Regions from separate parts of the Homo sapiens genome. Here region 1 is linked to region 2. Evidence: chromatin contacts called from ENCODE Hi-C data. All regions are on one chromosome and are shown on one strand. The core of a region is the stretch at or near the end of the contact, and the rest is flanking DNA. Distances in the headings are between cores, read along the strand shown. Region 1 overlaps TRPM3 (transient receptor potential cation channel subfamily M member 3). Region 2 overlaps MAMDC2 (MAM domain containing 2).

What was found. Hi-C counts contacts between places; a loop is a spot of excess contacts on that map. Pooled maps may share reads with other maps.
Region 1: a loop to region 2 is called in a map of GM11168, with 3 times the contacts of the local background. The contact joins two enhancer-like sites. A Hi-C loop is called at or near these places in 2 of 168 maps with a recorded cell type or tissue (GM11168 and sigmoid colon), 1 of 37 single-sample maps with no recorded cell type and 9 of 50 pooled maps.

Annotation. Positions count from the first base shown.
Region 1 is chr9:70,611,540-70,617,312 of GRCh38, forward strand. It overlaps TRPM3 (transient receptor potential cation channel subfamily M member 3), which reads right to left. Exons shown (of 26, transcript NM_001366145.2): 18 at 4,369-4,536. Among named protein-coding and RNA genes, the nearest start is that of MIR204, 200 kb to the right of the region's middle. Within about 2 kb of position 3,777, at least 8 of the 41 ENCODE cell types and tissues checked have a DNase peak (open chromatin) inside an H3K27ac peak, as active enhancers do.
Region 2 is chr9:70,156,875-70,162,965 of GRCh38, forward strand. The region is part of intron 9 of MAMDC2 (MAM domain containing 2); the gene reads left to right. It overlaps MAMDC2-AS1 (MAMDC2 antisense RNA 1), which reads right to left. Exons shown (of 4, transcript NR_040076.1): 3 at 638-868. Among named protein-coding and RNA genes, the nearest start is that of MAMDC2-AS1, 16 kb to the right of the region's middle. Within about 2 kb of position 3,042, at least 2 of the 41 ENCODE cell types and tissues checked have a DNase peak (open chromatin) inside an H3K27ac peak, as active enhancers do.

The sequences.
Region 1 (5,773 bases), core at 2,527-5,026, 460 kb after region 2:
CCATGCAGAACTGTGAGTCAATTAAACCTCTTTGGTTTATAAATTACCCAGTCTCAGGTGGTATCTTTATGGCCATGTGAAAACGGGACTAAAACAGTTAGCGACTTCTCCCTGACCCTTAGGCATGTGCCTTGGTTCCCTAATTTTAAACACTGTAAATCCTGAATTACTGCTGGTACTAGTTTTATGGAAGTTCCTGTGAACACTGCCTTCCTCTGCAACTACGTGGGACTAGGAGAAGGATTCCATTCAGGCCTGACCTGGAGAGGTCCTCATCTCCAAGCTGCTGGAAATTTCCTTGAGAACAGAATCATTTCCTTTTCATTCATGACAACAGTAGCAGTGACAACTATAATGACTTAACTGAGAAAGAGTTCCAGGCCCTGGGTCACTCAGACGGGAGACTGAATCCTAACTCAGACACTTCAAATTGGTGGCACCATGGGAAAGGTTTTTAACCACTCTGAGACTTAGTTTCTTTAACTGTAAAATGAGGGTAATAAAGTACTCACTATAGGGTTGGCCTACAAGTCAGGTAGCATCTGGCACTTAGTAAGTGCTCAGTAAACACTAGCTAGGCTTTAAAGTGAACTGAGACCTTCTTAGACACTCCTGACTAAAATGATCTAGTTGAGATCACTCACTCACTAGAACAAAAAAGTGTTATTAGAATCTATAACAGCATAATTTCTTGACTTTAATTCTTCAGTACTGTTCTAACACAAAGCTAGTTTCACAAAGTTTGGAGATTTTTATTACATGTGAAGACAGGGTAAGACTTTATAACTTCAGGACTGACAAGGATTTGGGGCAAGACAGAGTACTGGGAAACAAGCTTAAAGTTGAGAGAGCTCATTATAGAAACAATGCATTAGTTTTGAAGTTGAGAATAGAGACAATCCTAGATAATTCTGGCTTAAAACCACTTTACCTAAAGTATACAAATATTAGTTTCAACTACTTGGTTCATTACCTCAAATATCCACTTTACTCAACTATGTAATAATCACAAATGATTGACCTGTAACCAATAGGATTTCTGGAGAAGGTAACTTCCATTCCTTTGTGGACTCCGGCTGGAAAAGTCCCTTGGGTTAATAAAGTTAGATTCCATACTAAGACTTATTGAAGTGTGTATTTTCATCATTGAGTGGAGTAAATCTTTCTGATGGACATGGCACACTAGACTGTGATAGAATTCTATAAATATTGATCATTGACCTCAAGAAACTGAGGTTACATGACATTTGGCTGTCTATAATTTATGTAACATAATTATCATGCCTCTGTTCTGCTTATTTATATGCTTGAGAATCTAATGCTATTTGCGGACACAATGAGATGAGAGTAAAGACAGCCAGAAGGTTTTTAGGCATCTTGGAGAGTGGCATTTTGGGGTAACTTCTGGGGATGGTGACTTTCCCAACAGAGCTATAGACATGTCCTGGGTCTGTGGACTTGTGGGGACTTTATTAGGCAAAGTGGAGACATTTAACCAGCACTGCATTCAAAACAAAAGCAAAAACCTGTTTTGCCTTTATTATTCAGATATATTCCAGCATGAATGCATTTGTAAAAGGCTTGTCTTTCACGGGTTTAAGTAAAGCATTTTTGACATTTCATTAATTCCAGCCTAAGCAGCTTAACTTGTGATTTTGTTTATGTCTTTTCTCTGTATTCAGACATTTCCTTTGACATTCCTTAAAGCAGAATCTAACAGGGTCAAATATAGACAAAACTGCACAGCATGATTTGAGAATCTATGCTGGCTAGACACAGATGTCAAGGCTGAGAAAGTTCTTTTGAGGTGAACTAAACTACTAAAAGCTACAAAAATGGAGTGAATTGAGGTTGATATTTTCGTGTGTCGTTTTGGAAGGGCCAAAGGAAAATGTCCCATTCCAAGAGAGGATATACTGGTTTAACACAGAAGCTCAAATATCAATCCCATAAAAGGAGGGGAAGTGCCAATGAGCTGCACTCTGCAGTTCTGTCCAAGTTCTGTCCACTGACCAGTGCCTGAGCAGTGACAGAATTTGCCATCAGAGTCAAGGGAAGGGTCCACTTTACAGACAACTGCTGTCCAGCCCTGAGTTTGCCAGGCCACATGTCCTTTCCTTCTTTCCTTCTCCCTGCTGTTTCTGCCTGTGGAGAAGAAGCTTGGGCAGCAAAGCTCTTGCAGAACCTTCTACTGGGCTCTTAGTAAACAACGTCAGGGTCTATTCTCTTGTTACTAAACTTTGCTCTTAGTCTAGAGATGCATCTCTTATGGTGGCTTCTTGAAGGATCAGGTTCTCAAAGCTCTAGGCTGAGCAGGGGAAGCTACCTCCCTTTGCTTTCTTCCTTGAGACCCAACCAGAGAGAATGCTGATTCAGTTTCTGGATGTCTTCCTAGGATGTGTGCTGATGTCAGGACTGTGCCACACTTGACTTTGGAGGCTCATTCATCACTTTTGGATTCTTTCTGCTACATGGTGGACCAAATCGGCTGAGTGGCCACACTTGAGACTAGAGAGACATTCTCTCTCACCCTTAACCTATTGTCTAAAAGTGTGGCTGATGGAGTCTATATGCCTGGGTTCTAATCTTAGCTTTGCCATGAACAGGCTGGGTATCCTTGAGCAATTTAACCTCTATGACTGTCAGCTTCCTCATTTGTAAAATGGGGATTAGGACTGGGTGTGGTGGCTCACACCTGTAATCCCAGCACTATGGGAGGCCAAGGCTAGAGGACTGCTTGAAACCAGGAGTTCAAGATTAGCCTGGGCAATCTCTTAAAAAAAAAAAAAAAAAAAGGCCAGGTGTTGTGGTGTGCACCTGCATTCCCAGCTACTTGGGAGGCTGAGGTGTGAGGATCCCTTGAGCCCAGAGGATCCCTTGAATCCCATTGAGGTTACAATGAGCTATAATCACACCATTTTACTCCAGCCTGGGTGACAGAGTGAGACCCTGTCTCTAAAAATAAATAAATAAATAAAATGGGGATAATAATAGTGCCTATCTTGTGGGACTTTTGTGAGGATTCCATTAGTAAGTATGTGTAAAGCACTTAGCACTGTTAAAACAGTATTAGTTCACAGTGTGCCAGTCTCCAATATAAGTAGTTTACAGGCACACTTTTTACACGAGACAACTACTTGTGAGGTAGACAACATTATTGTTCCTGTGTTTGAGGTTATAAAATTGTGCCCAAGGTCACACAGCAAGTAGGTAATGGGGCAGGATTCTGGCTACAGAGCACATGTTCAGCTGAAATATTCCATAAAGATTCAGTATTACTATTGCCAATTTTCTTCTAATGATCAAACTATTATATTCTATTCAGAGGACAAAACTATGGTGAGATTGTTAGGGAAGACAGTCGTCTGTTACAGAGCTGAGCCGACTCCTCCACAGATTTTTATACAAATCCTCAAACTGAAACAAAAGTTGGCCTTTCATTCAGTAAGTCAGGGATTATGTCTGCAAATAGATCTTTAGGAGAAGCCTACTGGAAGCAAATATTGTTTACCTGCAGGAGAAACAATTCACACTGCTGTCCTACTAGGATAATAATGCAAAGGCCTTTTGTCACCTGAGCAAAATTAATTTGTGATTTCACCCCTTATAGCTTCTGGGTCACTACAGCAATGGTCATTGGTGGGGGTGGTGAGGGAGGGTGAGGCATATTGAGAAAGTCCTTATGGAGCTGTTGCTTGATGACTTCCAAGCTATGAAGCCTTGTTTGTCCCTTTAACAGAATGTGATATTTTTAGCCTCTGCACATGAGCCAGTGGCAGTCACGCTGCTCAGGCGGGGGTTGCAAGAAGCTGTCCCATGTCCAGCTGCCCCCTTCCCTCTGCAGAACAAAGCCTCTATGCTCTATAATTATATGAGGAAGAGCTAATAAAAGCTTTGCATACAAACCTCAAAATTCAATTAGTGCTGTAATTGTGAGCCTGACCCTGAAGACAGATACAGGCTTAGCTTCTGATCCGCAGAACAGTACCAGTTCAGTGAAGCCGGCTGCTCTCAAATCATGGATTCCCTTTCCTTCTCTGTGTGCTGAGACAGACACATCATCTGGTTGTTTAAAAAGCTTTGCTTGTTTGGAAAATGTAGAGTGTCTTGCTTTAGAATTTCATTGGTTTGTCCTGCACCACTAGCTGGCTGCAAGACTTCACATATGGGTGGACCCTATGGTCATGCTATTTACACTTTTCCAATACCCTGGTCTCAATACTGAAATGAAAGCACTCCATGATTAAACCTGGTGGAAGGCTGGGAACAGATGTCTGACCTAAGGAGTTACTGAATCTTGAGCATATCGGTGGGACAAGTGGATTAGGAATTCTGCCCATAGAGAATAACTGTGCAATGTTTTCTTACTGTGAGCTCCATGTCCTCTTCCTCTTTTTCCTTTGTGGGCTTCTCTGGTTCTTCTGCCTCCTTCTCTTGGAGGTGGATTTCCTGGGCCTGAGACATATAGGGCATGTCGTCTTTGTTCTTGAACTCCAAGCTGAGAATTGAAGGAGGAAGTAGAATTCCCAGAATTACCTAAAGTAATAATAATGATAATAATAATAATCACATTTAAAGGATTAAGATTAGGGTGGTTGTTTAGAATCAGAGAGCCTGAGGTATGGGGTATAAGAGTGTATGCGTGTGTGTGTGTACACATGCACACACAGTTGTTATATGCTCTGTGGGGGACCTGGACATCTGAGTAACTAACATATTAACATATTAATACTAAGAGGATCATTTTGTCCCATCTAGGAAATATTTTGCACAGCTCAGTCTCATTTTTGGAGGAAAAAAGCATTTTGCCCAAATTTGTCTTACCCAATTAACACCCACTTTGCATGTGGGTAACAGAGGAAAGAGAGACTCTATTTAAGGCAAAAGTGGGAAAGAATTCAGATTTACATTTAGCCATTAGACAGCGCTTGATTTTGACTGTGAAATCAATTCATACATCTGTCCACTGGCATTTTTTTTTTTTTTGCTAATGTGTCAAGTGGAGTGGATTATGTGTTATCTGATTATCTCTGCAAAAAAAAAAAAAAATGCTGTCCTAAGTTGACCTTGAGAGAATACATGTAGGAAAGCATTTAATTCATTTTAGGGCATCTTCCTGGTATTTGCTACGAGAACAGCAGAAACACAAACACACATACACACACACACACCCCCCAGTGGGCTCCGTATGTGCTGAGAGAGTCCCCTTACACACAAGCCCCAGGAGAAGCCAGCGCTGTATTTCTCTCATGTATAAACATCACGCATAAATCTATGCAAGGACACTAAATACGGAAGCCTTTCTTCTGAGAGGGCGGTCTCATTCTTCAGAATGAACAAGTGTGTTTCTGCATGATAATACTGATGTCTGACTGTATTCCCCAAGTCCTCTCTCACCTCTTCTCTCAATCCTAAAACAATTCTGGGGCACAAGACTTCTGAAGATGAACCTCCTTAAAGAAACTGCTCCAAGATGAGGGGCTAAGACTCCTCTGAAGGGTCAGGAAAAATGATCCTGAAGTAATGAGGCAGGAACAGTCCTTGCTTGAATGCCCACAGGGACGCCAAAGTAGTTCAGGGAAAATGGCTGTGAATTCATGATGCTGAATTCTGGGTGCCTGGCCGGCCTACGAAGGCTCAGGTGGCATGCTGGCATCTTCAGGGGACATGACACCCTGTCCTCGGAGCTGAGAGCCAGCATGACTCCCTTCCTAAGGCCGGGCTTGGCGGTCACCAGCAGTGTGGCTATGGAGTGCCCATGACCCACATCACA
Region 2 (6,091 bases), core at 1,792-4,291:
GCCAACTTATGAGAAAATTACTGGGAAGATAGATTAGCACAACTGGTAGTTGCTGACACATACTTTACACGAACATAGTGTTTATGTCAGTCCATTCTTTCGTGAGTTTTCTGAGTAATTTCATGGAACATTGTTGGATCAGCAATTTGTTCTCCCAGCAATATGGAGACATCCGAAAAGACAGACCAGGCATTCTTTCCCTATAGTTTTACTAATAAGCTTAATTAGGCAAACATTTATTCCAAAGTTTGTTTATGAACCTGAAAATACCACTTCCCTTCCCCACTTCCAAACTTCTATCTTGTGAATATTTCACAGCCGTACAGTCATTGCATTTTAAAGAAATATTTTCCCAAATTCTAGGTGATGCCACATTATTTTTTGATGCTCGCATTGAGATTCTCTGGGGATCCTCTGGTTTTCTGAGCTCATAGACCAAATAAGTATTTGCTGGCCTCTAGAGCTATAAGCTCAACTCATGCAATTAGAAATTGACAATTCACACATTAATAAAGACTCTCTAATTTCACCAGAGGAAACATACCTTATTTCCTTTTGCATAGATATGCCTACCTTTCCCTCCTCCTCTTATATGTCTTTCTCTGGATATTTTCTGCACTATCTGTTTAGTACTTACTTCTAGTAGAAGTCTCTCTCCAGTGAGTCCACAAATCACTTCCCTCTGGCATATCCCACCACATCACTGACAGTCCATGAGCATTTACTTTTGTTTAGTATCAGGTTACATGTTTATCTATACGATGCTCAAAGATAAATTACTATTTGTGGCCCTCCCATTTCATCTCAATCTTCAAACCAAGACATTTGGTTCTGCTTTATTCAAACGAGGAATGCCACATAAACAAATCTGAAAGGCAAATGTCAAGTCAGAGGGGGAAAAAAAGGTTGCAACATATGCAACAAAGTCTTAATACATTTAAAATAAATATATAAATCTAATAAATCAATAAGCCAAAGGTAAACTAAGCAATAGGAAAGCGGATAGGATATATACAGGCAAATCAGAAAAAAAGAAATATAACCAGAAAATAAATGCACAAATATACCCAACCTCATTATAATCAAAGACATTATGTTTTTAGACAGGGTCTTACTCTGTCACCCAGGCTGGAGTCCAGTGGTGTGATCATAGCTCACTGTAACCTTGACCTCTGCAAGGTCAGGTGATCCTCCCACCTCAGCCTCCCAAGTAGCTGGAAGTACAGGTGTGCACCATCATGTACAGCTAATTTTTGCATTTTTTGTAGAAATGTGGTCTCACTATTACCCAGCTTGTCTCAAACCCCTGGGCTCAAGCGATCCACCCATGTATGACCTCCCAAAGTGCTTTACAAGTGTTAGCCAACACACCCAGCCAAAGAAATCTTAAAAGTAATGAAATAATACATTTGTCTATCAAAATATTTTAAAAACATAATACCCTGGAGTATGATGTTTGTATTAATTGCTGTATTTATACTGTACACTGTTTGTATTGTTCAATTTATGAATTAAAACATAAATCTTTCACTTTAGATGCAAGTATAAATATATATACCCATTTATATATATACATATATGCATATTTGGGTCTAAAGTGAAATATTTATTTTTAAATATATATAATATGTACATATATACATATAAATGTTTTCTGGTCTAAGTGAAAGATTTATTTTTCAATATATGTACTATACATATGTATACATATTAATGTTTTCTAAAGTGAAAAAATTTTTAATTGATAATTGAATAAATACATTCAAATGTACTTATATATGTATATACAGTCATGTATCACTTAATGATAAGGATACATTCCAAGAAATGTGTTTGTTAGGCAATTTTGTCCTTGTGAGGATATCATAGAATATTTATACAAACCTAGATGGTATAGCCTACTACACACCTAGACTGTATGGTATAGCCTACAGATCCTGGGCTTTAAACCTATACAGCATGTTATTGTATTAAATAATGGCAACAGTTACAACACAATGGTAAGTATTTTTGTATCTAAACATATCTAAAGAGACAGAAGTACAGTAAAAATATGGTAGTATAATCTTATGGAACTACCATTGTACATGCAGTCCATCATTGACTGGAATGTCATTATGCAGTGTATGACTGTATATGTATATATATAAACATATATGTGTGCATGCATAATACACACACACACACACACACACACACACACACGTATAACATTACCCTGGAAAGGTGAGGATGCAAGGAAATAAGGATTATCATGTGCTCTTATATGAGGGTAAATTGGCACAATGTTTTAATAACAATTTAATTACATGAATAAAAAAGGAAGCGCTCAAACATGCATACTTTATTACATAACAATTCTACATCTAGGGATTTATCATAAGGAAATAATCATGGTTATGCACAAAGATTTAGCTATAATCGTTCATTCCAGTAATATTTATAATACTGAGAGAGTGGAAACTACCATATTGTCTGTTATTAGGAGTTGGTTAAATAAGTGTGGCATAGGTTAAAAAGGGGTAAGAGTTATGTAAGCTTTAAACTGCAGCTCTTCTTCACTTCATGGATCTACACTTTGGCTTGGGAATCAATGAAAATCAGGCTAATTGCCTCTATGTCTCAGAGGTGGGTAGGGCAAAGTCAGCATTCTTATTAGCAAAGGATTGCTAAAAGTGCTTGCTGTCTTCTTCAGGCCCAGGAGGGGTTCATCTAGAGCAGAGTGAGCCCTTGAGAGGCAAGAGGAGGACCTAGATTCTTCCTTTTTGCTGTTTGTGGATTGCATTCTATAAATCTATCTTCTGGCAGGACTGACGTTTTTGTAACTCCAAGTGAGCCACAACAATGACTCCAATTATAATGCCTGTCCTTGGACATGACAATTAAATTGGTCTTTACATTTTATTACATTACATTTGTCAGGGCAGTGTTTGACCAGGAGAACTCCCTATGGGAGGTGGGCCAGAGAGAAACCACATTGTATTTTTAGCCCAGCACTGATTTTTTTTACACAAAATCACAGGCAGCCCGGAGGCCTATTAGAAATCACCAGACTGGCTGGGCACGGTGACTCACACCTGTAATCCCAGCACTTTGGGAGGGTGAGGCAGACAGATCACTTGAGGCCAGGAGATCAAGACCAGCCTGGCCAACATGGTAAGACCCTGTCTCTACTAAAAGTAAAAAAATTCGCAAGGCATGGTGGCGCATGCTTGTAATCCCAGCTACTCAGGAGGCTGAGACACGAGAATCCCTCGAATCCAGGAGGGAGAGGTTGCAGTGAGCCGTGATTGCGCTACTGCACTCTAGCCTGGGCAACAGAGGGAGACCCTGTCTCCAGAAAAAAAAAAGAACAAAAAACAGAAGTCACCAGATGGTCACCTGCCCTCTTGAGGAGTACATGTAAAAATCAGGAAGGCATTTGCACCTATTTTCCTTCAGTGATAATGAAAGCTTTATGGGGTAATTAAATATAATAATGTCTTCATTATTAGGGTGGGGAATTAGAGACTAAAACATTAAAAATGATGTCATCTTAGCTTTGTCTAATGTTCATTTTTTTCAGAGGTTTTTCTCATTTATTTTCCACTTGCATCTTCAACATTAATTGTGTAGGATTAGTCTTCTCTGTCCCACCATGAAAAGAACATGAACTTTGCAATCAGACACACTTTGCTCTCAAAACAAGGGGGAAAAGTGAAAATGGGTGCAAGTGAAGATAAGGGTGTAGATGTGGATGTCGGAGAAGCTGTGAGCATTCTTTCTGGGGGGCCTACATTTTCAGCGCAGAGCAGGGCAGTGATGTCTTCGGCTAAGGGTGAGAAGGACGTGGCTGAGGTGAGGGAAGAGCTGCTGTGGAAAGGAGGAGATACTATGGCTGGTTCGACATTAGCCAGTTCTGAAAATCAGCCACAATCTATGTAAGAGTCAGGCTCCTGTGCTGAGTTACCAAAATACTCCATCAACAAACGTAAGGCAAAATGACAGGAAGCTTGTTGTAAACACAAGTCAAAGAAATGTTTGGTCCCATGCTATTAACTGGGGAGTTGCATCATGTCTCTCAGAATCGTATTTTAAGATACCTAAAGCAAAATAGGGAAAATGAGGGGGCTGTATAATGAAATACATTCTATCAGGGATCAGGAAGGGGTGTAATGTTTCATACCCGAGTCTGCAACTGGCTGTTGTGTGAGCTGCTATCACAGGCTCTCTGGACCTGTTCTTCATTCTAAAAAATAGCTGATTCTGTGGTCCCTTCTGGAACCTCCCCTCCCCTTACAGTGGCCTAAAGATCAGAAAATAAAGCAGATTTCTGAAATCTTTGAGTTGAGAGGTTTGGATGTTTACCATCCAAATAGCAATGAAAAAGTTCAGCTACAGGCCTGTATTCTATCACAGTGTGGTCCCTAGCCCAGACCTGAAGGCTCCTGGGAGCAGAAAGACTTTCACACTGAGAAAAGCTGGAAGCTGCTTGATCTCTGTCGCTTGTAAGAGCCAAAAGTTGAATTAAATCAGATGGGTCTTTTAAAAAAGAAAAAACTAACCAGATGGGTCCTTTAAGAAAAAAAGTATTGGTCAGCTAAAAACTTATTTAAAAACACATGGTCATTCTGCCTTTTGTGGGAGATGAAGACCAAATATAGTATCTGCAGCAGGCATGCTTTTGCAATTTTGCAGCTATTTCTCAAAACAGTGCTAGGTTCTAAGAATGCTAAAGCCTCACACTTACTTTTCTAGATAAAGCTTCACTTAGTCTGCCTTCAGGGATTTGTAATAATTTCATCCATTTTGCCAAGTATCTCAATATTGAAATTTTTTAAAAACTCTATTACAACTTATTGTCAAACAGTTAAATGAATGCAATTACATCGTATAGTATATCTTACAGATGTGTCAGTAGCATCTTAATGAAGGGCTCTGGAATTTCACTGACTGGATTATAGTAATTTTGTGAATAATTATGCCACCAACTCTGTAGTTGTCGTAACCAAATTTATCTGTGCAAATGATTTCAAAAGATTTTAACCTCATCAGAAGAAAAGTTAAATTTAACTCAAAATCAAACCGTCTGGGAAATTGTTGAGGTCTACCACTTATAATAAGAACTTAACTAGGTTCATTTTGTGAAAATGGGTAAGTTATGATATTGTTGGCACAGGACTGAAATGTTTCTATCCAAATATAGAAGGCAATTTCTGGAAGCTATCATTTACATGCTAATTATAGGCCTAAATGGGGCCATTCAATTGGTAAAGTAGATGGTGGATTAACCCAACAACCTAGTCTACCATGTCTATCAAGCAGGTCATGGAATCTACTCTAAAAGGCAGTGAAAAAATATTTAATACAGCCAGTGTTTAGTTCTTTAACACAAACAGTCCTTTTGAACTATATAACAAAGATTTGATTTGATTTGACTTCACAGCACCCAACAAAATTTATTTCCTCCATTTCCTGGCAAAATTCTATTCATTATATTTGGTAGTTGTTAAACTATAACATCCTATAAAGTGAAAAGCAATAACCCTGATTATTTTAAAACCTATCTTGATTTGGTTTGAGAACATGAATTCCTGACATACCTGATTCTCTACTTTTTCTTTCCTGGGTACTTTTGTTTTGTTTTGTTTTTTTAAGACAGGATCTCACTCTGTCACCCAGGCTGGAGTGCAGTGATGTGATCACAGTTCACTGCAGCCTCAACCTCCCGGGCCGAGGTGATCCTTCCACCTCAACCTCCTGAGTAACTGGAACTACAGGTGTACACCACCGTGCCCAGCTAATTTTTTATACTTTTAGTAGAGAGGGGGTTTTGCCATGTTGCTCAGGCTGGTCTCGAACTGGCTGCAATCTGCCTGCCTTGGCCTCCCAAAGTGTTGGGAACAGGCATGAGCCATGGCACCTGGACTCGTGGGTACTTTAACCAGGAACTTTTATGAACTTTGACAGGCCTAGGGGCAGTCTGACCCCTTGGACTAACACAACCTTGTAGGTGGGTTTCCACACAGACCTCCTCCTAATCAACCACCCCCCTCAAAAAAAAAAAAAAACTTTAGAAGAGACTTAAAATTATATACTATGAGGAGCATTT